Regions from separate parts of the Homo sapiens genome. Here all the other regions are linked to region 3. The links are chromatin loops, found by intact Hi-C in ENCODE. Cell type or tissue: endothelial cell of umbilical vein. All regions are shown on one strand.

Region 1 (8,000 bases), 87 kb before region 3:
ATTGCACAGTACACTAGAATTAACTATATACGTCATGCTGATGTAATAGATTTCAAAAAACAAACACTTATTCCTCCTGTTCAACTGAGGCTTTGTACCTTTTGACAGTCATCTCCCATTCACCCAAACCCCTAGCCTCTGGTAGCCATCATTCTACTCTCTGCGTCTATAAATTTGATTGCTTTAGATTCCACATATAAGTGAGAACCTATGGTATTTGTCTTTGTGTGTCTGGCTTATTCCACTTAGCACAGTGTTCTCCAGTTCCATCCATGTTGTTGCAGATGACAAAATCTCTTTCTTTTTAGTTTCCATTATTTTATTTTATTTTATTTTATTTTATTTTATTTTATTTTATTTTATTTATATGTTTGTTATGTTATGTCATGTTATGTTATGTTATGTTTGTTATGTTATGTTATGTTATGTATGTTATGTTATTTTTTGAGACAGGGTCTTCTTGTTCCTTTGCCCTGGCTGGAGTGCAGTGACATGATCACAGCTCACTGCAGCCTTGACCTCCCAAGCTCAACTGTCCTTCTGCCTCAGCCTCCTGAGTAGCTGGGACTACAGATGGTTGCCACCACACCTGGCCAATTTTTTTATTTTTTGTAGAGCTGGGGGTCCCACTATGTTGCCATGCTGGTCTCAAACTCCTGGGCTCAAGTGATCCTCCCCCCTCAGCTTCTCAAAGTGCTGGGATTACAGATGTGAGCCCCTGCATCTGGCCAGCATTTCCTTTTAGTGTTCTATTGTGTACATATACTACATTTTCTCTGTCCATTAATCTATCAGTGGAAACTTAGGTTGGTTCCATAACTGCCAAGTGAATAATGCTGCAATGAACATGGGAGTGCAGACATCTCTTCAACATAAGATTTCAGATCTTTTGGGTTAATACCCAGAAGTGGGATTGCTGGATCATATGGTAATTCTATTTTTAGTTTTTTGAAGAATTTCCATACAGTTTTTCATAATGGCTGCAATAATTTATATCTCCACCGGGAACATACAAGGGTTATATTTTCTCCACATTCTCACCAACACTTATCTTTTGTCTTTTAATAATGGTCATCCTGACAAGTGTGACATGATAGCTCACTGTGGTTTTAATTTGCATTTTCCTAATGATTAGTGATGTTGAGCATTTTTCAATATACCTGTTTGCCTTCTTTTAAGAAATATCTATTTCTTTTAAGATATGTCTTCTTTGGAGAAATATCCATTCAGGTCCCTTGCCCATTTTTTTTTCTTTTTATTTACTTTCATTGTTTTCTTCAAAGGCATGATCATTAACTTTTGCCATTTTTCAACCCAATTATTTGTTTTCTTTTTAGAGTTATTTGAGTTCCTTATATATTTTAGATATTAACCATTTTTTCTAATGTATGAAGGTCTAATGTAATTATTCTGTCAGTAGATAGCCGGTTGTCCCAGCAGCATTTATTGAAGAGACTGTGCCTTCCCCATTGTTTGTTCTTAGCACCTTTGTCGAAAATTAAGTGACCGTAAATGTATGGATTTATTTCTGAGCTCTCTATTCTATTCCATTGGTGTGTCTGTTATTATGTCAGTACCATGCTGTTTTGATTACTAGAGATTTGTAGTAGATTTTGAAATCAGGTAATGTGATACCTGAAGCTTTGTTCTTTTTTATCAGGACTGCTTTGGCTATCAGGGTCTTTTGTGGTTCCAAGCAAATTTTAGGATTGTTTTTATATTTCTGTGAAAAATGTCATTGTAATTTGGCAAGGATTGCATTCAATCTGTAGATCACCTTGGGTAGTATGGACATTTTAACAATATTTTCCTAAACCATGAACACAAAATGTTTTTGCCTTCTTCAATCTTTGTCATCAATGTTATTCCTACACATTTTTTTTTTTTTTTTTTTTTGGTGACTATTGTAGTTGGGATTGTTTTCTTGATTTCTTTTTCAGATAGTTCATTGTTAGAACATGGAAATGCTACATTTTTTTATTGTTATTGATTTTGTATCCTGCAACTTTGCTGAAATTTTTTATTAGTGCCAACATTTTTGGTAGAGTCTTTAGAGTTTTCATGTCATCTGCAAACAGAGACAGTTTAACTTCTTCCTTTCCAATTTGAGGGCCTTTTTTTTTTTAAGGAAAATATTTGTGTCTTTTTATTTTCCTTTCCTTTTGTTTTTGGTTGACGTGTAATAATTGTAGATATTTATGGGATACAGAGTGATATTTTGATACATCTGTGTAATGATCAAATTAGAGTAATTAGCATATCCATCACCTCAAACACTTATTATTTCTTTGTTAGAAACCTTCAAAATCCTTTCTTCTAGCTTTTTGAAAATATACAATAAATTGTTAACTCTAATCACCCTACAGTACTATATAAAACTAGAATTTATCTAGTGTTACCCTATCTAGCTGTAATTTAGTATTCATTAACCTACCTCTCTATCCTCCCCTCCCCCATGCCCTACCCAGCCTCTAATAACTACAGTTTTACTCTCTACTTCTATGAGCTCAACCTTTTTTTTTAGCTCCCACATATGAGTAAGAACATGTGGTGTTTATCTTATTATGCCTGACTTATTTCACTTAACATGATATCATCCAGGCTTATTCATGTTCCCACAAATGACAAGATTTCATTCTTTTTTACAGCTGAATAGTATTCCACTGTACGTACGTATCACATTTTAAAAATCCATTCATTCATTTATGGACATTTGGTTTGACTCCATATCTTTGCTGTTGTAATAACAATAAACATGGGCATGCAGATTATCTCTTCAATATACTGATTTCCTTTCATTTGAATAAATATTCAGTGGCATTGCTGGATCATATGATAGCTGTAATTTTATTTTTTTGAAAAACCTCCATACTGTTTTTTCATAATGATTCTACAAATTTACATTTCCACCAAGAGTATATAAAAGTTCCATTTTCTCCACATCCTTTCCAATATTTGTTATTTTAAAATTTTTTTTATCATAGCCATTTTAACTGGAGTAGGATGATATCTCATTCCAGTTTTGATTTGCGTTTCTCTGATGATTACTGGTGTTGAGAATTTCTTTATATATGTGTTGGTAATTTGTATATCTTCTTTTGAGAAATGTCTATTCAGATCCTTTATCTACTTTTTAATGGGATTTTTGGGATTTTTTTTTGCTCTTGAGTTGTTTCAGTTTCTTATATGTTATGGATATTAGTCCCTTGTCACATAAATAGTTTGCAAATATTTTTTTTTCATTGTATACATTGTCTCTTCACTCTGCTATTTCCTTTCTTGTGCAGAAGCTTTTTAGTTTGATATAGTCCTATTTATCTGTTTTGTTTTAGTGGCCTATGCTTTTGAAGTGTTGCCCATAAAATCTTTGCCTACACCAATGTCCTAAAGCATTTCCTCTGTTTTCTCCTAGTATAATAGTTTTATAGTTTTGGGCCCTTTGTGTGCCTTTCATGTCTCTCTCTTGGCTAATTGTTTTGGCTAGGACTTCCAGTACTATGTTGAACAGGATCGGTGACAGTGAGCTTCCTTGTATTGTTCTTTTTTTTCTCTTTTCCTTTTTATTTATTTTTTATTATTTTTTTTTTCCAGTCAGGGTCTCACTTTGTCACTCAGGCTGGAATGCAGCATTGCGATCTTAGCTCATTGCAACCTCTGCCTCCTGGATTCAAGCAATCCTTCCACCTCAGCCTTTCGAGTAGCTGGGACTACAGGCATGTGCCACCATGCCCTGATAATTTTTGTACTTTTTGGTAGAGACAGGGTTTCACCATGTTGGCCAGGCTGGTCTCAAACTCCTGACCTCAAGTGATCCACCTGCCTCTGCCTCCCAAAGTGCTGAGATTACAGGTGTGAGCCATTGCGTCTGGCCCTTGTATTGTTCTTGATCTTAGAGGAAAAGCTTTCATCTTTTCACTGTTGATGAAAGCTATGGACTTTCATCAATATGATGTTAGCTATGGGCCTGTCATATGTGACCTTTATTATGTTAAGGTACATTCCTTTTATAAATAATTTGTGGAAAGTTTTTATTATGAAAGGATGTTGAATTTTGTTCAGTATCTTTTCTGCATCTATTGAGATTATCATATGGGTTTGTCTTTTATTCTGTTAAAGTTGTGTATTACATTTATTGATTTACATATGTTGAACCATCCTTGCATCCCAGTGATAAATCTCACTTGGTTATAGTGAATTATCCTTTTAATATGCTGTTGAATTTTGTTTGTTAGTATTTTGTTGAGGATTTTTGCATGTTTGTTCATCAGGGATATTGGCCTGTAATTTTCTTTTCTTACAGCAGTGCTCTTGTCTGGCTTTGGTATCAGGATAATGCTGGCCTTTCTTTCTTTTTTTTTTTTTTTAGATGGAGTTTTGCTCTTGTTGCCAGGCTGGCGTGCAATGGCGTGACCTCGGCTCACTGCAACCTCTGCCTCCTAGGTTCAAGTGATTTTCCTGCCTTAGCCTCCCAAGTAGCTGGGATTACAGGCATGCACCACCACACCTGGCTAATTTTTGTATTTTTAGTAGGACAGGGTTTCACCATGTTGGCCAGGCTGGTTTTGAACTCCTGACCTCAGATGATCCACCCACCTTGGGCTCCCAAAGTGCTGGGATTAAAGGATTGAGCCACTGCACCCAGCCAATGCTGGCCTTTCTTTGAGTGCTTTAAATATATTGCTACACTATCTTCTTGCTTGCATAGTATGTGACAGGAAATCTAAGTCATCTTTATTATTGTTTCTCTTTATGTGAAGTGTCATTTTTCTCAGGTTTCTTCTAAGATTTTCCTTTTATCACTAGTTTTAAGCAGTTTGATTATGGTGTATCCCCACGTTCTCATGTTTTCTTTCTTGTGCTTGGAGTCTATTGAATTTTTTGGATTTATGAGTTTATAGTTTTTTTTCAGATTCGGAAATATTTCAGCTATGATTTCTTCAAATATTTTGTAACTCCCTGCTTGCCTTCTTTCCTTTAGCAACTCCCATTACACATTACACACATATTTGGCTGCTTGAAGTTGTTCCATGGTTCAATGATGCTTTGTTTATTTTTTCTTGGTCTTTTTTTTTTTTAATCTTCTGTGCTTCGTTTTGGATAGTTTCTATTGCTATGTCTCCAAGTTCATTTATCTTTCCTTCTGTGATGTCTAATCAGATGTTTATCCCATCCAGTGTGTTTTTCATTTCATACATTTTAGTTTTCATCTGTTGAAGTTCATTTTTAAAAACATCTTATGTATCTTAATTTGTTAAATTTTTCTCTAAACTTTTGAACATATGGGATGTGTTCAAATATCATAACTGTGTTATCATAACTGTGTTACTCTTATTTATTAATGCTATAATCTATGTCATTTTAAAAGTATTTTTGATAAATTATTTTCTTCTCCTCAATGTCAGTTTGATTTTTCTGACTCTTTGTATGCCTGGTCATTTTTTTTTTTAGATGCACAACATTGTGATTTTTATCTTGAGAGATGCTGTATATTTTTGTTTTATTAAAAATATTCTTGCACTTTTTCTGGAGCGTGGTCAGGTTATTGAGAGATAATTGGATACTTTCGGGTCATGCTTTTACGCTTTGTTTGGCAGGACCAGAGCAACATTTACCCTAGGGTTAATTTTTTCTCACTACTGAGTCAAAATCCTTCATATTATTAACCTCAGCCCCATGAATTATGAGGTTTTACTCTCTGGATGATGAAAATAGCTACTATTCCTGGCCCTGTATGAGACGTGGGGTAGTTTGCTATTATCATTTGCCATGGTTTATTCCCTGGTCTCAGGTAGTTTCCTCTCACATGCTTCATCAGTTCTCAACGGAAACCTTGAAGGGGACCCTCTGCAAATCTCAGACACTCACTCTCCATGCACTTTCTTCTTTGGTTCTCTGCTCTGAGAACTCTAGCCATATTGGCTTACCTGGACTCCCAGCTCCATCTCCTCACCTCAGGGAGACCACTGGGCTCTACCTGTGTTGTCCTCTCTGTGTCATGACCGGAAACTCTTTTTAAAGAGTAAACTGGGAAATTCTGAAGTTTGCCTCATTTGTTTCCTTCACTCAGAGATCACTGTCCTTTATTGTTTATTTCCAATATCTTGAGAGCTCTAATTTTATATATTTGTCCAGGTTTTGTCCAGATATTTTGACGGGTTTTTTTTCAACTTTTATTTTAGATTCAGTGGGTACCTCTGCAGGTTTGTTATCTGGGTATATATTGTGTGATGCTAAGGTTTGGGGTACTAATGATCCTGACATCCAGCACTGAGCATAGTAAAAACTTGACAGTTTTTCAACCCTTCCCCTACTCCCTCCCTTCCCCCACTAGTAGTCCCCAGTGTCTATTGTTACCATCTCTATGTCCATGAGTACCCAATGTTTAGCTCCCTCTTATAAGTGAGAACATGTGGTATTTGGTTTTCAGTTCTCGTGTTAATTAGCTTAGGATGTCCAGGATTTTTTAGGTGTTTTATGCAAGAAGGTAAATCCAATTTCTATTACTCCATCTTGGCCGGAAGCATAAGTCCCACACTATTGCTTGTGGTTATTGTTGTTTTTACAGACAGGATCTCACTCTGCCACCCAGGCTCATGTGCAGTGGCACGATCATGGCTCACTGCAGCCTCAACCACCTGGGCTCAAGCAATTCTCTTGCTTCAGCCTCCTGAGGAGCTGGGACTGTGGGCATGCACCATTGTGCCTGGATAATTGTTTTAAATTTTTTTGTAGAGACAGAGTCTGGCTGTGTTGTCCAGGCTGATCTTGAACTCCTTGCCTCAAGTGATCTTCCTGCCTTGGCCTCTCAAATTGCTGGGAGTATAGGCATCAGCCACTGCATCCAGCAGACCACACTATTGTTTTTATGCATTTAAAAATATCCCCAGAGGCAAGTGCCAACTGTTCTGCTTTCCTGGACTTGAATAACTTTCAAGTTATCTCTCAGGTAATAATTACCATTTTTGTTAGTGCTGTGGTTACAAAGTTGAGTACGTTTATCCTCATTCTCTTTTAACATGAACTTTTATAGTAGGCAATGATTTTGAAGAATGCATATATTGTGGTATAGCAGCTATAGCCTGTACAATTAAAGAACCTGTGCAATTGAAATGTATGATTGGTATATACTTCAGGCAAAGTCAGAGAATACATAAAGACAGATCTTTAATAACATTTTAAAAAGTGAAACTAGATGGTTGTGTTACTGGAAAAGGATCCTGATCCAGACGCCAATAAAGGGTTCTTGAATCTCACACAGAAAGGATTCAAGGTGATTCCATGAATTGAAAACACCTTTATTAAGAAAGTGAAGGAATAAAGAATGGCTACTCCACAGGCAGAAGAGACCCGAGGGCTGCTGGCTGTCTACTTTTATGGTTATTTCCTGATTATATGCTAAATAAGGGTGGATTATTCGTGAGTTTTCCAGGAAAGGGGTGGGCAATTACCTGAACTGAAGGTTCCTCCCCTTTTTAGAACATATAGGGTAACTTCCTGATGTTGCCATGACATTTATAAACTGTCATGGCACTGGTGGGAGTGTCTTTTAGCATGCTAATACATTATAATTAACATATAATGAGCAGTGAGGACCACCAGAGGTCACTCTCATCGCCATCTTGGTTTTGGTGGGTTTTATCTGGCCTCTTTACCACAACCTGTTTTATCAGCAAGGTCTTTATGACCTGTATCTTGTGCTGACTTCCTGTTTCATCCTGTGACTTAGAATACCTAACCTCCTGGGAATGCAGCCCAGTAGATCTCAGCCTTAATTTACCCAGCCCCTATTCAAGATAGAGTTGCTCATGTTCAGATGCCTCTGACAGTCTGATCTTTGAAAGCAGGTTTCATTTTCTCTAAGTCATTGTACTTCCCTTTCCCATAGTGCCCAGCATATATATCCTCAAAAACTATTTTTTGTTTGGCTATAATAGACTTATTGGTAGACCAGGAATATATTTTTTTCATTATTATGATTAATATAACTATTATGGATTGAT
Region 2 (8,000 bases), 53 kb after region 3:
GAGGGTGCTGACATGAGATGCAAGTCAAATGTCAAGCAGCTGCCTCTTGTGACTTCTGTATTCTCAGCTAGACTGAAAATGCCCTTAGGACAGAGACTTCTGTGTTCTGGAGGTCTTTGATCATGTCTCATACAGAGCCCTGCTCCTCTCTTGCTCTCTGTCTGAGGGGCAGAGCGAGGCTGAGGAGCACTGGAATATGAGTTATGGTTAGAGTTGTCAGATAAAAGACAGGACACCCAATTAAATTTGAATTTCTGATAAAAATGAATAATTTTTAACGTAAGTATGTTCCATGCAATATTTGAGATATACTAAAAATTTTATTGTTTATATGAACTTCAATTTTAACTGGGAATCTTTTATTTTTATTTGGTAAATCTGGCAACCCTGGTTCTAGGTTGTGTGTGTGTGTGTGTGTGTGTGTGTGTGTTTAGAGTAGACAGCAGGAACAAAGAGTTGTGTGCAAGTAATGGGATATACAAAAGATTTAAGTGACCTTAAGAAGGCTTCATTTTCACAGAGGAAGTGGAGAAGGCACAAGAAACCAAAAAGTGAGAGTCACACTAAGGGAGGCAATTGAGCAGAGTGGCTTAGAGCCTTTCTCTGCTGGGTGTCTAGCTACGTGGGAGGCTGAGGTGTGAGGATCACTTAAGGCCAGGAGTTTAAGACCAGCCTAGACAACATAGTGACACTCCCTCTCTAAAAAAATAAAAAATAAATTAGCCAGGCATATGGTGGTGCATATCTGTAGTCCCAGCTACTTAGGAGGCTGAGGCAGGACAGTCACTTGAGGCCAGGAGTTGGAGGCTGCAGTAAACTGTGATCATACCACTGCACTCTAGCCTAGGCAACAGAGTGAGACTCACCTCCCTTCAAAAATGAGAGCCCTTCTTCCGATCACTAGCTCCCCTGGATGAAACGTCCCGATAAGCAACAATCTAATAGTTAGCTTCCTACATAACTCACTTACGGACAGAAAATGCGCTGATCTGGGGCCAAGCCCTTTCTGACCCACATGAACAAGAAATAGAGGACACTATTTAGCGCACAGGTTTTGTAGTCAGACAGTCTGAATTCAAATTCTAGCTTCATAGCCTTGGGTAAATCATTTACCCTTTTAATCTGTTTTCTTTTTTCTAAATAAAGAAAATCGATTTAAAGGGTATTGTAATTATTTGTTAAAATTTAAGGATAATTATTTATTTTCATACAATAAAAATTATTTTGCAAAAAAATTTTGCATAATAATGATGGTATCTTATCTTCAGAGACTACTTTAATGTTTTCACATCGACTTTTTTTTCTTGTCATCATATCTTCACAATAGCTCTGTAACATAGACAGTATGGGACAAGTTTGATTATTCCCATGATACAGATATTTAAAAGAAGGAGAAGGTTAAAGAGCTTAGCCAAAGTCACAGCAGGGGTAATTGGTTAGTACCTGAACCAGGACTCCTCAATTGATACAATATTAAAACTAGAAAGTAAACAGGATCATCCAGCGGTTCTCAACTCAAGGGTTTTGGAAACATGAGGACCATTTTGATTATCGCAATGCCTGGGGGATCTGCTGGCATTTAATGTCTGAAGCTCCAAATGCTAAAGATCCTCCAATGTGCATGACAGTCCTGACCCCAGATTCTAATAGCTCCCAGTTGAAAAACACAGGTATTCCTGCCCCCTCATTTTACAACTGAAGAAACTGAAGACAGAGAGGTGAGTGACAGGTGGCTTTCACACAGTAGATTATAAAAAAACTTTCTTGAGTGAGAGATATTAAAAAAGAGAAATGCAGTCCATTAAGGGAACTTTCTGCTTTTGCTCCTCTACATGGTGAATGTAGTACCTATGTCAGAGGCATTGGAACCAGACCTTGAATAGGAGCAGCATAAAATGAGGCTGAGACCTGCTGGGCTACATCCCCAGGTGGTTGGGCATTCTTAGTCACAGGGTAAGGTAGGAGGTTGGCACAAGATACAGGTCACAAAGACCCCAGTAATAAAACAGAATGCAGTAAAGAAGCCAGCCCAAACCCACCAAATCCAAGATGGCAAAAGTGACCTCTGATCCTTCTCACTGCACATTATATGCCAATAATAATGCATTAGCATGCAAAAAAGACATTCCTTAGAGTGCCAAGACAGTTTATAAAGGCCATGGCAATATCCAGAAGCTGCACTATATGGTCTAAAAGGAAGAGAAAACTTTAGTTCCAGGAATTCCCCACCCCTTTCCCGGAAAATTCATGAATAATCCATCCCTAATTTAGCATATAGCCGTTCTTGGGGCTGCTCTGCCTATGGAGTAGCCATTCTTTTGTTTCTTCTCTAATAAACTTGCTTTCACTTTACTCTGTAGACTCTCCCAGAATTCTTTCTTGTGTGAGATCCAAGAACCCTCTCTTGGGGTCTGGATGGGGACCCCTTTCCAGTAACACCTGTACATGTTGGTGTGGCTGCGGAATGGGAAAAGGCCACTGAGTTCCAGTCCCAGGTGCACGGCTGACCATGTGATCAAGAGCCCTTCCCTTGTTATCTTTGAAGACTCAGGTTCTCAGTGTGAGACATGGGGTCTCCTATTCAATGACCTGTAGTGTTTCTCATGCAGATGTGACCAGGACATAGAAAGAGGCCCCCTGAATGGCTCCAAAGAAAGGCACTCATCAAAAGCAGAGCCAGACCTCGCCGACCTATGATGCTCAGGAGCCTCATGGTAAATGGCAGCATGAGGTCAGGCCTTCCTGGCAGAGTGGGAGCCGTGCAGCCGTAGCGCCCAGTGCCCAAGCTGCACTATTGGCTCAGGGCAAGCAGCTGAAAGCTAGAATGGCCTTAGTCCCAAATCAACATTTCATAGATCAGGAAAATAATTAAAATGCAACTATCTCCTTTCCATGATTTTACTATATGAAATGCAGTGCTGAGCACTTGCTACATATGCCGCATTTAATTCCCACACCAATTCTGCGAACTAGAGACTTGTATTCCAATTTAGACATGGGGAAATTGAAAGTGAAGCTATAAGTAAATGTACTAAATCCAAAAGGTGAACGTGGCAGAGGTGGGATTTAAACCAAGGTCCATCGGATTCCACAGATACTATACTGCTATCTGGAAGACACTAAGGACTGAAAAGGGACTTACCCAAGAGGGCCCTTCTGCCTAGAAGGACTGGCACCTAAGTCCCCCGTCGTGTTTCAACTACTTGGTCATCCATGGCGATTCAAGATGGGGCAGTGTGGGTTGAAACCCCCCACCCCACCTTGTGTTGTGGGGAGGTCACCCAAACGTCCTTTGTAGCTTTCAATCCTCCCAAAGTAGCTGCAAAGAGGACGTGATGTGAATATTAAAAGCCCGAGGCTGGAGGACTTGCCTCCCCAACTCCAGTGCGGAGCCACAGAACTTCAAAGCGAAAGGAAGCACAAGCAGTAGGGGGAGGAGGTGTAAATTTCCCCCGCGGTCCCTTGGAACTGTGAACATTTGCAGATTCCCCAAGCCCTCCCGCTAGCTCCCTGCCAGGTGTCCGAGGCCCGACCGCGCCCCGCCCCCACCGCGCCCCCCTCCCCGCACCCCGCCCCTCCTGCTCCCGGCTTTCATGTGGATCAAGGCTGGAGGATGACAAGCTCCTGACTGATAGATACATGGAGACTTCGCTGGTGATTTATTGGCTTTCTGCACCTGACGAGAACCACTAGGCCTATCTGAGGAGGGAAATATATGGGCTTTCCTGACTCCAAGTGGCAGCCCCGGGGCGAGCATGTGATGTCAAGCTGGGCAGAGGAAAGCGGAGCTGTGCACCGGCCTGTGTACTGTAAGCCGGCCCGGGTCGTAAAAGTGTCAGCACGCGATATATTTCTTGCAGGGGATCCTCTCTGGCTCTTGCCAGCGCCTCTCCCCCGTGGCTGGCAGCCGCCCTAGCCGGGCCTGCAAACAGCGGATGCCCCAGGTCGCTATCCCTCCGCCCTGCCCCGGAGCGCCGGGCCCTCACGTTCTCGCTCCAGCCTGGGGTCTCTCACGTGGCATCTGGCCCTGGGGACGGTGCAGCGGAGGAGTTAATTGCTGTCACTCCTGACTTCAGCGAAAGAGGTCGATCGTGGGGTGAGATATTGAAGCTGGGGATTGACCTGTGGACCAAGAGTTTGATGGGGCAACTCAATAGCAAACTCAATGTTCCCAGAGATGAACCAAGTAATCAGTTATTTATTCAGAAAATTAAGTGCCATTCGTGTGCCAGGCACTGCGCCCCCTACCCGCAGGCCTCACCTTGGCCACCGGCCTGAGTTGTTCTCATTTCTCCTCCCTCTACCTCCAGGCTTCTTCCTCGGGGTTAGCAGGGGCCTGGAGTGGATGTTTAGTCTACCGGTCAGACTCCAGGTCTTATATCTTGAAACTGTAAGTCCCTGAATTCACAGACAATTCAGAGTAAGGATGGAGGCAAAGAAGAGGACCTTGGGTTTACTGTTCACGAGGTAGGTGGGGAAGGGCTTGAAAAACAGAGATATAAACTGCATTTGTACCCCATGTCAATGGGAGTTTTAAGATTTTGACCAATTTGATGAATTGGAGCTCATCTGTCACTAATTGTTCTGTCTTCAATTAAAGTGCAAGCTTATTCTTGGGCCCGCAATATTTGAAATATGTGCTTGTTACTCTGTCCTAAAACTCCATTCTGTCATCATCTTTGGAAATGGGCTAACTCTACATTTTGTATGCAAAAATTTTGTAAATATTCCAAATTGGGATATTGATAGGCTTTTTAAATTAGAAGATACATTTAATTAAATTAGGATTAATTAAATTATGAGCCAAATTAGGAGATAAATTTAATTTAAAGCATCGATATGCTCTTGTCTCTCATCTTCCCTCTTTTTTCATCTCCTGACCTGGTCTTGGAAAAAACATTTGCTGATTAAATGTCCTGCTAGATGACCTCATAAAGGTGTTCAGTGATGAAGAGGAGTGGCTGAAGAGGTAAGGAGAACACTCAAAGCAACAACAGCAAAACGTACAGTATGAAGGGGGTAGTCATAAGGTCAGTCCATAACCCTGCCAGCATCATCCAGATAGAAGTGGATCTGCTATCCCTCCCCACACCTGACTTCACTACCTGCACACCCACAAGCAGGGCAGCACTAGCCCCCAGTGCTCTTCTGTGCATATTAGAGTCTTCCCTGGAGGGCTCAGTACCTTGCTGGGACTCATGGCATGGGGAGCAGAACCCAGGCTGAATTTCAGTCCCTACAAGGTTTTAAGTACAGGGATCAGCCTGCACAACCGAATGGGAGGCCCGGCCCTCATCTGCCCTTCTGTAACTTGTCTTTCCCTGCCAGGCCTCCCTCGGAGCTCATTGTTGAAATCTGGCATCCAGAGCTATGGATTCCCCGCTCTGCCATTTACAAACTGTATGATTAGGGCTCATCAGTTCATCTCTCTGAGTTACTTTCTTTTCTGAAATGGAGGTAGGGCTACTTCTCTCACATGGCTTTATGAGGGTGAAGTGGTTTCCAATGAGCACTCATCTGGATATTCTAGGCCCATCCACTCACATAGCTAATGACACTCCTTCTTTACAAGATGAAGGATTAGGAGATGATTTTAAATCTTTTAGCTGGAAGGGCCTTTAAGAGATACCTGTGTCTGTCTTGGGCCTTAGAGTGAGTAAAGGGACAGCAGGTGGTCAGGCCCTGCCAACAGCAGGATATTTTCTGCAGGTGCCCAACAGCAGCCCTGGAGTTGCCTCAGATCCTCCCACTGGAGGCTTCATTGCTGTATCTGCCATTCCATCCCTGGCAGGGATAGGCCAAGGTCTTAGATACCCTGGCACCCAACACTCCATACAGGCTTGTCTCTGAGCAGACTCTCGGTGAAGGCTATTGTGCTAGTCTGAGCAGAACGGGAGGTGCAGGGATTGCAGCTGTTCCTTCACTGCAGTGTCAGTTTGGAAATTTTCCCAGAAGACTTAGCTGGTGCCTCTTCTTTGATATTCATGAGTGTGTGAACACAACGACCCTCCTCATCTTTGTCGAACCCATTCCTCTTGGACCACACCAAGTATAGTCCAAAAAGAAGGTGATTTAGGAGAAGTGTGAAGGCACCCTCAGTTCTGGCAAATTCTTGGGTATCCTGCAATTCTCACTCAGCAGCATCCCAACAAAACCAGAGAAAAGACCCGGGGCCGGGAGATGAGCCAGGAAAATAGCTTCATGTTTGACTTGAGGGTACAGGCATCTGCAGAAGCCAGCCTGGAAGACTCTTCATGAGCCCAGCTGCAAGGGGCATCCTAGAGCCAGTTCATGAGCCCAACTTTACAGAGGCATCAAGCTTCCCCTCCCCTAGAAAGGAAGGCTATAGAGCAAGCAGAATGTTTAAGACACAGGCTTTCAAGTGAGGCTGACTTGGATTAGCGGAACTAAGGATGACGTGGCCCTGTGCAAGGAACTTAATATCTCTGGGCTTCATTCTTTATCTGTTTACCTACCCCCAGGTCCTGAAAGTACCACAGAAATATCTGTTTTTATTCAGAGGATAATAAAACAGAATATTTACATATTGCTTCATATTCCCCCAGGATATTTTTAGATTACCACAATATCCTAAGAGTTTGTTTATGCATGCTTTATAGACCTGTATCTGTGGTTAAAAAAGATACATAAATACTTTAAAATTTTATAATACAAGAGTATAAGTTACCTGATTTTTTATGTGTTCCGCAGATGGCTGTCTAGAGTCAACACAAACCTACCCCAAAGTTTGACCTTTGCCTTAAGTCAGTAACTGAGGAGGGCCACGGTCCTGAGTTCAGTCCAGACCCCAGGAAGATTCAGAGCCTGCAGTTGTCCTCTGGTTTCTAAAGTATGTTATTGGGCTAAAGATTTCAAGACATTTATCCTTCTTTGCTTTCTATCGCAGCCATTAAATGTTTTAGATATTTTCTGCCAGAAGGCAGGAATCATGAAGATAACAAATATTAAAGACAAAACCAAATAACTTTTAATGAGAAGGTCAGTCCGTGGTTTGAGTCTTTGGAAAGAAATCAAGAACTCTGACTATACTTGCTATTTGACCATTGATTCTCTAGTGGAAATGGGCAAATCTTTTATACCAGGGCAAATTTTTCAGTAACGGGCCAGACAGCAAATATTTTAGGAATTGTGGGCCATACAGTCTCTCTCCCAACTACTTAACTCTTCAGCATAGCATAAAAGCAGCCATAAACAATACTACAACAAGTATGGCTGCATTCCAATAAAACTTTATTTACAAAAATAGGCAGCACGCCAGATTTGGCCCACAAGCTATAGCTTTCTGACCCCTGCTTTGCCAAACTCAATAACAAACAGAGAGGGAGACTCTTTTAAAAAAATTATATTCATTTGGGAGTAGCATTGCAATGGGAATACGTGTGCCATAGCAAATTATGAGCGTATTCAAAGAGATTGGGGCAAGGGGAAGTTTATAAAGGCAAAACGAAGAGGATTACAATTGTTCAAATCAATTATCCTTGGCTACAAGGGTGGCACAAGTCCAAGCTTGAACAGGCAGTTGCTAGACAGACATCCTTACAGAAGTATTTTCTGTGTAAGGTTGCAGTGGTCTTTTTGCAAAGCTATAGTAAATCACAGGGGTCAGTACAACCGTAGTGCAATGGATAAGCCTTGCCCTCGGAAAATCTTCGTGATCATGGTATCTCCCCTGCCAAATAAATATTGTGACAGTTCTTATCAGGCATTCATGTGTAAGAACTCTCCCTTGATGGCCTTCCCTGGCTCCATTTGCCAGGGTTTTAACATAAATTACTCCATTTTGATTCGGACAACTTTCATAACTGCTTACCATCTGTGCCTCTGTGTATAAAAGTGGACATACTAAAATTTTTCCTTAGGGCTACAACTAAACATCCAGCCTAGCCCTTAGCCAGCACCAAGGAAGAGGCCTGGGGGATAGAGGAACAAATAATGAGACCAAGTCAGGCCATCCCCCATGGGGTGAGGCCTGCAGGTAG
Region 3 (8,000 bases):
AGATTTCAGCTACTTCCTCTCATATGGGAGGGAGTTTGGGGTTTGAGTCCACCCAAGTTAATTGCCTGAGAGAAAAAATAATCAACATTTTTCAGAGGGTGATAACAGTATCCAATCACTACAATGTTCCCTCCAAAATGTCTGGCATACTATAAAAGAGTATTACACACACACACAGTGACAAGAAAATACAATCAAAAGAAATAGCAGTCAATAGAAACATACTCTGACATGACCCAGATTCTGGGGTTAACAAAGACTTTAAAGCAGCTATATAAATGTTTTCAAAGATTTTTTTAAAAACATGATTATAATTAATGAAGAGATGTGGAATTTCAGCAAAGAAATAGAAGTTATTAAAAAGTGCCAAATAGAAATTCTGGAGCTGAAAAGATAAAAGGCATCTACCAAAAATCTACTATAAATATTATACTAAATGGTGAAATATAATTTTCCTCCCAAAATTAAAAATAAGACAAGAATCTCTGGTTTCATTACTTCTAATTAACATGATACTAGAGGTTAAAATTGTAATGGTACAATAAGGAAAAGAAAAGAAATAAAGCATATAAGGATTGGGAAGAAAGAAGTAAAATGTATTATTTACACAGAACACAATTTTGTACCTAGAAAATCCAAAGGAATTTATAGATAAACTTCCAAAGTTAATAAGTCAATTTAGTAAACTCACTGGATTCAAGGACAATTAATAAAAATCAAGTAAGGGTATAGTAGCAACGAACAAGTAGAAAATGAAATTTAAAGAAAATACAGTGGAATAAAAGAACATCAAATATCTAGGCATAAATATAATGAAAAATATGTATTACCTTACACAGAAAACTATAAAACAATATTAGAGAAATTAAAGAAGAGCTAAAATGGAGATCCATAGATTGGAAGACTCAATAGTGCAAAAATATTAAGTCTCCTCAAATTGATCTATACATTCAATGCAATCTCAATTAAAATTCCAACAGATGTTCTTTTTAAAAGTAGATAAATTTGTGTGGAATTACATATAGAAATGTACAATGATAGCAATAGGTAAGAGAATCTTTAAGAAGATTAGAGTTTGAACACTTATCCTATTATATACAATAATTATTATCAAATAATTAATACAATGCAAATAGAGGCACAAAAATAGACAAATAGACCAATGGAACACAATAGAAAGTCTAGAATCAGACCCACACGTATATGGACACCATTGGTCCATGCAGAGCAGTGGGAAAAAGACACTATTTTAATTAATGGTCAATTGGATATCCATATGAGAAAAAACAATCTTGACTCCTGTCCATACGTTATGTAAAGAACCAATTCCAGGGCCAGGCGCAGTGGCTCGCCCCTGTAATCCTAGCACTTTGGGAGGCCAAGGTGGGCAGATCACCTGAGCTCAGGAGTTCAAGACCAGCCTGGGCAAGATGGTGAAACCCCGTCTCTACTAAAAAATACAAAAAAAAACTAGCCAGGCATGGCAGTGTGCACCTGTATTCCCAGCTACTTGGGAGACTGAGGCAGGAGAACTGCTTGAACCCAGGAGGCAGAGGTTGCAGTGAGTCAAAATTGTGTCACTGCACTCCATGCACTCCAGCCTGGGCGACAGGGTGAGATTCCGTCTCTTAAAAAAAATAAAAGAAAAAGAAAAAAAATCATTTCCAGGTGATTTTAGATCAAAAAATGATATGTAAAATAGTAAAGTTTCTAAAAAATAACATAGAATGATATTTTGTATGCCTGGAGCAGGCAAGGATTTCTTAAATAAGAAATAACATTCCTAAAAAAAATTAAAATATTGGCATTTTCTGTTTATAAAAGACACCATTATGAGAAGGAAAAGAAAGTTATAGAATGGAAGAAAATGTATGTATAAAAATATTATATATAAAATGACATTTCATATAAATTTTTCACAATTTAAAAAGTCAGAAAACCTAGTAAAAATTGGATGCTATTTTCTTCACAAAACAGAATATCCACATTGCCAATAAGCATTTTTTTAAAGTGCTCAACCTCATTAGCTATCAGGAAAAAGCAAATTAAAATTACAGTGAAATATATGGTATATCAACAACGTGGCTAACATTTAAAAGACTGAAAATACCAGGTATTTGTGAAGCTATAGAGTAATGGAACACACATACGTTACTATTGGGAGTGTAAATTGGTGCAATCACCACGTTGAGAAACTGTTAGTATATACTGAAGTTGAACATATGCCCACCCTATGACCCACTAGTTCTATTCCTAGATATATGCCCAGAAGAAATGCATACAAGTGTTTACTAAAAGCCAAACATAAGAATGTCCATAACAGCATTATTTAAAATAGCCAAATTAAAAACAATTCAAATGTCCTCAGACAATAGAATGGAGAGATAAACTGTGATATATCCATGAAATGGCAAATTAATTAAAATGAAGACACTGCTGCCACGTACAACAACATGGATGATTATCACAAGTGTAAAGTTGAGCAAAAGAAGCTAGACATCAAATAATACACACTTTATAGAAAACTCAAAAGCAGGTGAAACTAATGTATGGTATTAGCAGTCAGCAGAGTGGGCATCTTTTGGAAGGAGAGTGGAGACAGTGGTTGGAAAGGTGCCCAAGAAGGGCTTCTCAGATGCTGACAGGGTTCTGTAGGTGAGTGATCTGGGTGGTGCTTGCATGGGTTATTTTGTGCTACATGCATATTTTCTGTATGTGTGTTTTGATTCTATAAAAGGTGTATTAAAAAAGGTTATGGAGACAGAAAGGACATAGATGAAAGAACAGGAGGCAAGGCAAATCATCTGAATTTATACATTCTTTGGCATCAATTGTAAAATGCTACAGAAATTTAGAGAAGGGAGAAATCACTGAACTATATTGGTCAGAAAGTGTTTTCTTGAACTTGGTAAAATTGATTTGGGTGTGGAATAATGGCAGGATTTGGACAGGATGAGAGGGTAAGATGGGGACACAGGGACAGTCTTGGAGAGGGTGGGGCCAAGCATATTCCACTCACTGTGATTGACAAAGAGGGGACTTGGTTGGAGGAAAGATTCCCTTTGGAGAGTGAAAAACAGTCCTCATCATATTGCTTGAGCTTTATATGGCACATTATAGTTTACAAACCTTTCTTGTGCTCTCTGTTATTTGATTATAACAATAACTCCATTTATTGCTGATACAGACTCAAGTTTAGGAAGATTAAAGTCATTTGCTTAGAGCTACTTGACAGCTGGGGCTATTTTCCTGGTCTAAGGAACTGCTGAACTGGATCCAATCCTAGTTCCATCCAATCTTAGATCCTAATAGTCATAAAATTCTGAAAGAATGTGTCAGGAGATGATATATCAGGAAATGTAGAGAGTGACCTGTTGGCACAGAAATGTCTTGTAAATACATTTGTCAATTCAATATTTTCTTCCACTGAGTAAAGAAAGGTCTGTTTTCCACGTTAGAACACATATTGAGGTATCCCTAAATCTTAAACAACTTTTCATGATAAACAGCCCTAATGAAATTCCTGGGAAGCTTCTAAGATAGGAGGATTTTTCATTCAGCTTCCTGTGTCCCATTCTTGGGCTTGCAGGCAACCGTAGCCAAGAGCTATGGTCTCTCTTGAGATGGTAGAAAGCTGCCTTGTCACATTAGGCTGCAAAAGTCGTCCTGTTTCCTCCTTTCTCTAAAAGAAGAATGAAGTTCACCTCTGGTGGCTTTATCTTTCCAGGAAAAGGAAACTCAGGTCTAAAGCCATCCATTTACAGATGAGGACACAATTATAAACTGGGACACTTGATGGCTTTCAGCTCACAGCTCTTGTGGCTTAGGTCTCTGGGTGCCAGGTTCCAGACCTGGACCTGCCACAGAAGTATCGGCTGATCTTGGAAAAATCATGAAACCTGTTTGTTTCTAATATCTCCTTGGGATACATTTGGTAAACAGTGCTTTGGCTGAAAAGAGTGGATGCTGGCATGAGGAAAATGGAGATCTTAACAAATGTGTAGAATGTTAATTCTTCCATGTCTTTCTCTTCCTTTAGGTGTTTTTCAGCCCTAGCTATACATTGGAATCAACTGGCAAACTTTGAAAAAATCACAAAGCCTATGCCACAACCCAGAGGTTCTGAGGTGCAGCCAGAGTATAGAACCTGTAATCTAGGTAATGGCTCTCACTGGAAAACAGCTGTGGCACTGGTATAGGAGCAATGAGGGGCTCACGCAGAACTCCCTGTGTGGGCTCACCTGGCCTTCCAAAGGCCCAGCCTGACCACTTGGGACCAAAGTGACCCTTACTATTAAAGGCTTCTAACATTCACAGAAAGAAAGTACGTCAAGGGTGTGTGAAATCATGACAGAAGCTCCTCCTCCTAGGAACTATCACAGGAAATTACCCTTTATACCTAAGAATAAAGACCGAATAGAGAGAAGCCAGCTCTATCCACAACCAACAGATGGCGCTATTGTCCAATGCCCTGCCATTTAGGTCTCTGCCAACCACTTACTCCTTAATACTTGGTAATTTGCTGCATTTGTGCATGATTTTGAAATGTTCTAGAAACATTTTTGACTCCACATATCTGAGAAGTGCAAAAGTAGCAATAATATTAAAAGTGTTACTTAAAAAAGGAGCATAATTATGACAAAATGAAAGTAGAACCATTTTTAAAATCAGAAGGCAGTGAGAAAATAAAATGTAAGTTTGTACATGCATGTGGAATTAATTTTTAGACAGTAGGAACAATTCCAAAGGGCAGAGTTGATCATGAATCCTGAGAAAAGTGTTGTGCCTCTGCAACTGACAATAAAGAGCAAGAGATACGGAAATGAATGAAATGGAAAAGTTTATAGTGTGCGGCTAGATAATTACAATGCCTGATATGTGCTTTATCTTCACCATAAACTATGCAAGTGCTCTCCTTTCTTTCATCATCACCCAGCCAGCCAAAATCAACCACTGTCAATTAGACTGTTTTTAACTTTGGAGAAGGCTGGGGGTTGTTCTAGAATTTGGAACTAAGCATGGTAAAAGCTCTGCTACTTAACTTCTGGAGTAAGTCAGGGACTAGTTCTGTAATCTGAAAGACAATCTATACTCTCAAATCTACGCTACTTCAAGGTGGCAAGGCAGCCCAGTCTGACACTAACCATAACTTCTAAGGAGGTCTATTCTCTACCACACCTGCAGAAATGGCTGGGGAGAAGGGTTAAATTAATGAACTTAAAACATCTTTGGCAAGTGACGCTATTTCTTGGAGAAAAAAAAAGAAAAATAAGACATTTAACTGGTCCATGTTAGGAAAAGATGCTTGGTAGAATGTATCAGCAGGAATAAGAGTATGTCTGATTTAAAGCTCTGAAAGTTTGACATTCTGTTATTTACTGAAAGTACACTGGGAAACTGCAAGCTCAGCCTCTCTAAGACACTTTGAATTTATAGTGTATCAGTCAGGATCCAATTAGAGAAGTAGAATGAATAGGACATAAATATTAAGAGATTTATTACAAAGAATTGGCTTATGTGATTGTGGGGGATGGCTAGGCAAGTCTGAAGTCTGTAGGGCAGGCACTCAGGAGGGCAGACTGGAACTGTCAGGCACAGGTGGAAGCTGCCATCTGCAGGTGGAATTTCTTCCTCTTCAGGGAAGCCTCAGCTCTGCTATTAAGGCCTTTCAGCTGATTAAATTGGGCTCACCTGGATTATCTAGGATACGCTCCCTTTGTTAAAGTCTACTAATTATAGTCTTAAATTACATTTAAAAATTCCATTCACAATAACACCTAGATTTGTATTTGATTCTGTAACCAGAGACTGTAGTCTATCCAAGTTGACACAACAAAAAGACAATCACAGGCTAGATGCGGTGGCTCATACCTGTAATCCTACAGTTTGGGAAGCAGAGGCAGGAGGATGGCTTGAGGCCAGGCATTCAAGACCAGCCTGGGCAACAAAATGAGACCCCATTTCTACAAAAAATTAAAAAAAAAAAAACTTAGCTGAGTATGGTGGCATGTGCCTGTAGTTGCAGCTACTTGGGAAGCTGAGGCAGTAGGATTGCTTGAGCCCTGGAGTTCAAGGCTGCCGTGAGCTGTGATCACTGCACTCCAGCTGCCTAGGTAACAGAGTAAGACACTCTTTCTAAAAAAAAAAAAAAAAGAAGAAAATTAAGACCATCATAAATAGTGTTTGGAAATAAGACTGTTTCTGAGTAGAAGCGCTTCTAGATTAAAAAAAAAAAAAAAATCCCGTATGCCCTAGGAACTGGATTCTTTATATAGAAACCACAGATGTCATGGTCTGGGGGATCTGGTGATATTCTTATGTACATAAACCCATTCATTTATTTAGTTATTCAACAAATTTCATTGCATACTTACTATTTGCTAGTCTCTGTAGTAAGTGCTGACACTATAGGAACATGATCCTTACCCTCGAAGGCCCACAGACTAGTAGGAGAGACAGAGACACTCTGAGTTCCAATACCTTGTGACAAATGGTAGTTCAGTTGAGCCTCTAAACCTAGTTGTGAAATTAAGGAAGAGGCACTTAAACAGAATCTAGACTTAAGCCCAGGGGGATGCAGCATTTAGAGATGGAGAGAAGGGGTGGAAGAAGAGTCATCATAGTGATAATCCCAGCCCCAGACCATGCTGACCCCCACAGAGCTGGTGCTCAAGTGGTCAAACATATTGTAAAGGGCCAACTCAGGGAAGACTCTCCTAGGTCACTCCTACTTTATGTGTTTTTCAGCCTTCCTGTTAATGGTATGTCCACAGCACCTTCAGCCTAGCCTCTAGGTCTTCATGGAGGTGCTGCTTCAGCCAGAGGTGAGTTTGCTGCCAAAACTGAGAACCTGCACCTGCTCCAGGTGCTCAGAGCAATGGCTTTCTCTTCCCATCTCAGCTTGGCCAGTTCATCTGCTTCCCTTCAGAACATCTACCCCCTTTACCCATGTTTTTCCTCCCTTGATGTTTTTCCTCCCTTGACTTCCTTTCAAGTAATCAGGCATGTGCACTGGTCATCTGCACTATTCGTTAGCCTAGGAATCTATTCTTTTTCAAAATGGATTAAGCAATGTCTTCCCTACCTCCATCTCAGGACAGTGAGGGTAAATGAAGCCCACTGTGAAGCTCCTTAGAACTGGTACTGCCACACAAAAGTAAAGTACAGGTTGGGTATTGCCATCATCTGTCTGTCTCTATATCTATCCATCCATCCATGCTGTCTAATCACTCCTAAGCTGTGTGTCACAGAAGGATAGAAAACATTGTTGAATCTATAATACCTAGTACAGTTTCTACAGCTTCTGCACAAAGCAATTGTTCATTAATTTTCTAGTGAAGACAATGATAATGAGACCATCTGAGGGTTTGGGAGACAGATCATTGCAAACAGCTACACCACTGATACTAGAATTCCTAGAATGTCCCATCTCCTACCTCTGGCTAATTGCTTCTTTGAGACTCAGTTTAACACACCATCTTTGCTAAGAAAGCCTTCTGTCCTCAGTACCTTAGTACCAGTACTCATGTCTGAGTTGAGTACCTTCTCCTGCTACCATAGAATCCTCTGCACACTTTGGTCATTTCTCTTACTGTGGTGGACTTTGTCTCTTGACATGAAGGGAAGGTCTATGAAATGAGGGATTATGTTCTAATAATATTTATCAGCATGGCTCAATTCCTGGCACAATGCAAGAATGCCATAAATAATAAATTAGTAGTATGATGTGTATTCCCTTGATTTTTGTCTGAATATTAGCCTCATGCCATATAGACTGTTGTGTAGAGGAAATATTACTTAGATAGGTGCTTAAAGATTTCTTTTGTGGCCTTGTCAAATGGGTAGAAAAAATGAAGTCAGGAGGTCTGGGTTGAGTTTTTGACCCTACATTTTCTTAGAGAAGATATGATTCCAAGCATTGTGCTTCTTTGAAGCTTCTCTTGAGCAGATGTTGTGGGTTTTACTCAGACTGTGTCCCTCACAGGGGCTGGAGACCTAGG

The links. Hi-C counts contacts between places; a loop is a spot of excess contacts. Peaks named below come from ENCODE experiments on the same cell type or tissue, not always from the same donor. Only the 100,000 strongest peaks of a DNase experiment are listed, where the experiment ranks them.
Region 1: a loop joins it to region 3, with 2.4 times the contacts of the local background. A loop is called at or near these places in 2 of 110 quality-filtered maps.
Region 2: it touches region 3 in a loop (8-fold over the local background); 9 of 110 quality-filtered maps call a loop at or near these places.

The regions. Positions count from the first base shown.
Region 1 is chr1:119,184,145-119,192,144 of GRCh38, forward strand. The region is part of intron 4 of WARS2-AS1 (WARS2 antisense RNA 1); the gene reads left to right. Among named protein-coding and RNA genes, the nearest start is that of WARS2, 47 kb to the left of the region's middle. In endothelial cell of umbilical vein, no CTCF peak of the experiment used is centred here; a DNase peak (open chromatin) is centred at 3,447; H3K27ac peaks cover 414 bases.
Region 2 is chr1:119,323,821-119,331,820 of GRCh38, forward strand. LINC01780 (long intergenic non-protein coding RNA 1780) reads left to right here and starts at 4,432. Exons shown (of 4, transcript NR_146623.1): 1 at 4,432-4,467; 2 at 4,924-4,969. It also overlaps the pseudogene RNU1-75P. RefSeq lists enhancers at 2,153-3,015, 3,016-3,876, 3,877-4,738, 4,014-4,093. In endothelial cell of umbilical vein, a CTCF peak has its summit at 4,240; a DNase peak (open chromatin) is centred at 4,221; H3K4me3 peaks cover 741 bases; H3K27me3 peaks cover 171 bases.
Region 3 is chr1:119,271,149-119,279,148 of GRCh38, forward strand. WARS2-AS1 (WARS2 antisense RNA 1) reads left to right here. Exons shown (of 7, transcript NR_125975.1): 7 at 4,040-4,825. Among named protein-coding and RNA genes, the nearest start is that of LINC01780, 53 kb to the right of the region's middle. In endothelial cell of umbilical vein, a CTCF peak has its summit at 4,450 (motif pointing right); a DNase peak (open chromatin) is centred at 4,443; H3K27ac peaks cover 181 bases; H3K27me3 peaks cover 881 bases.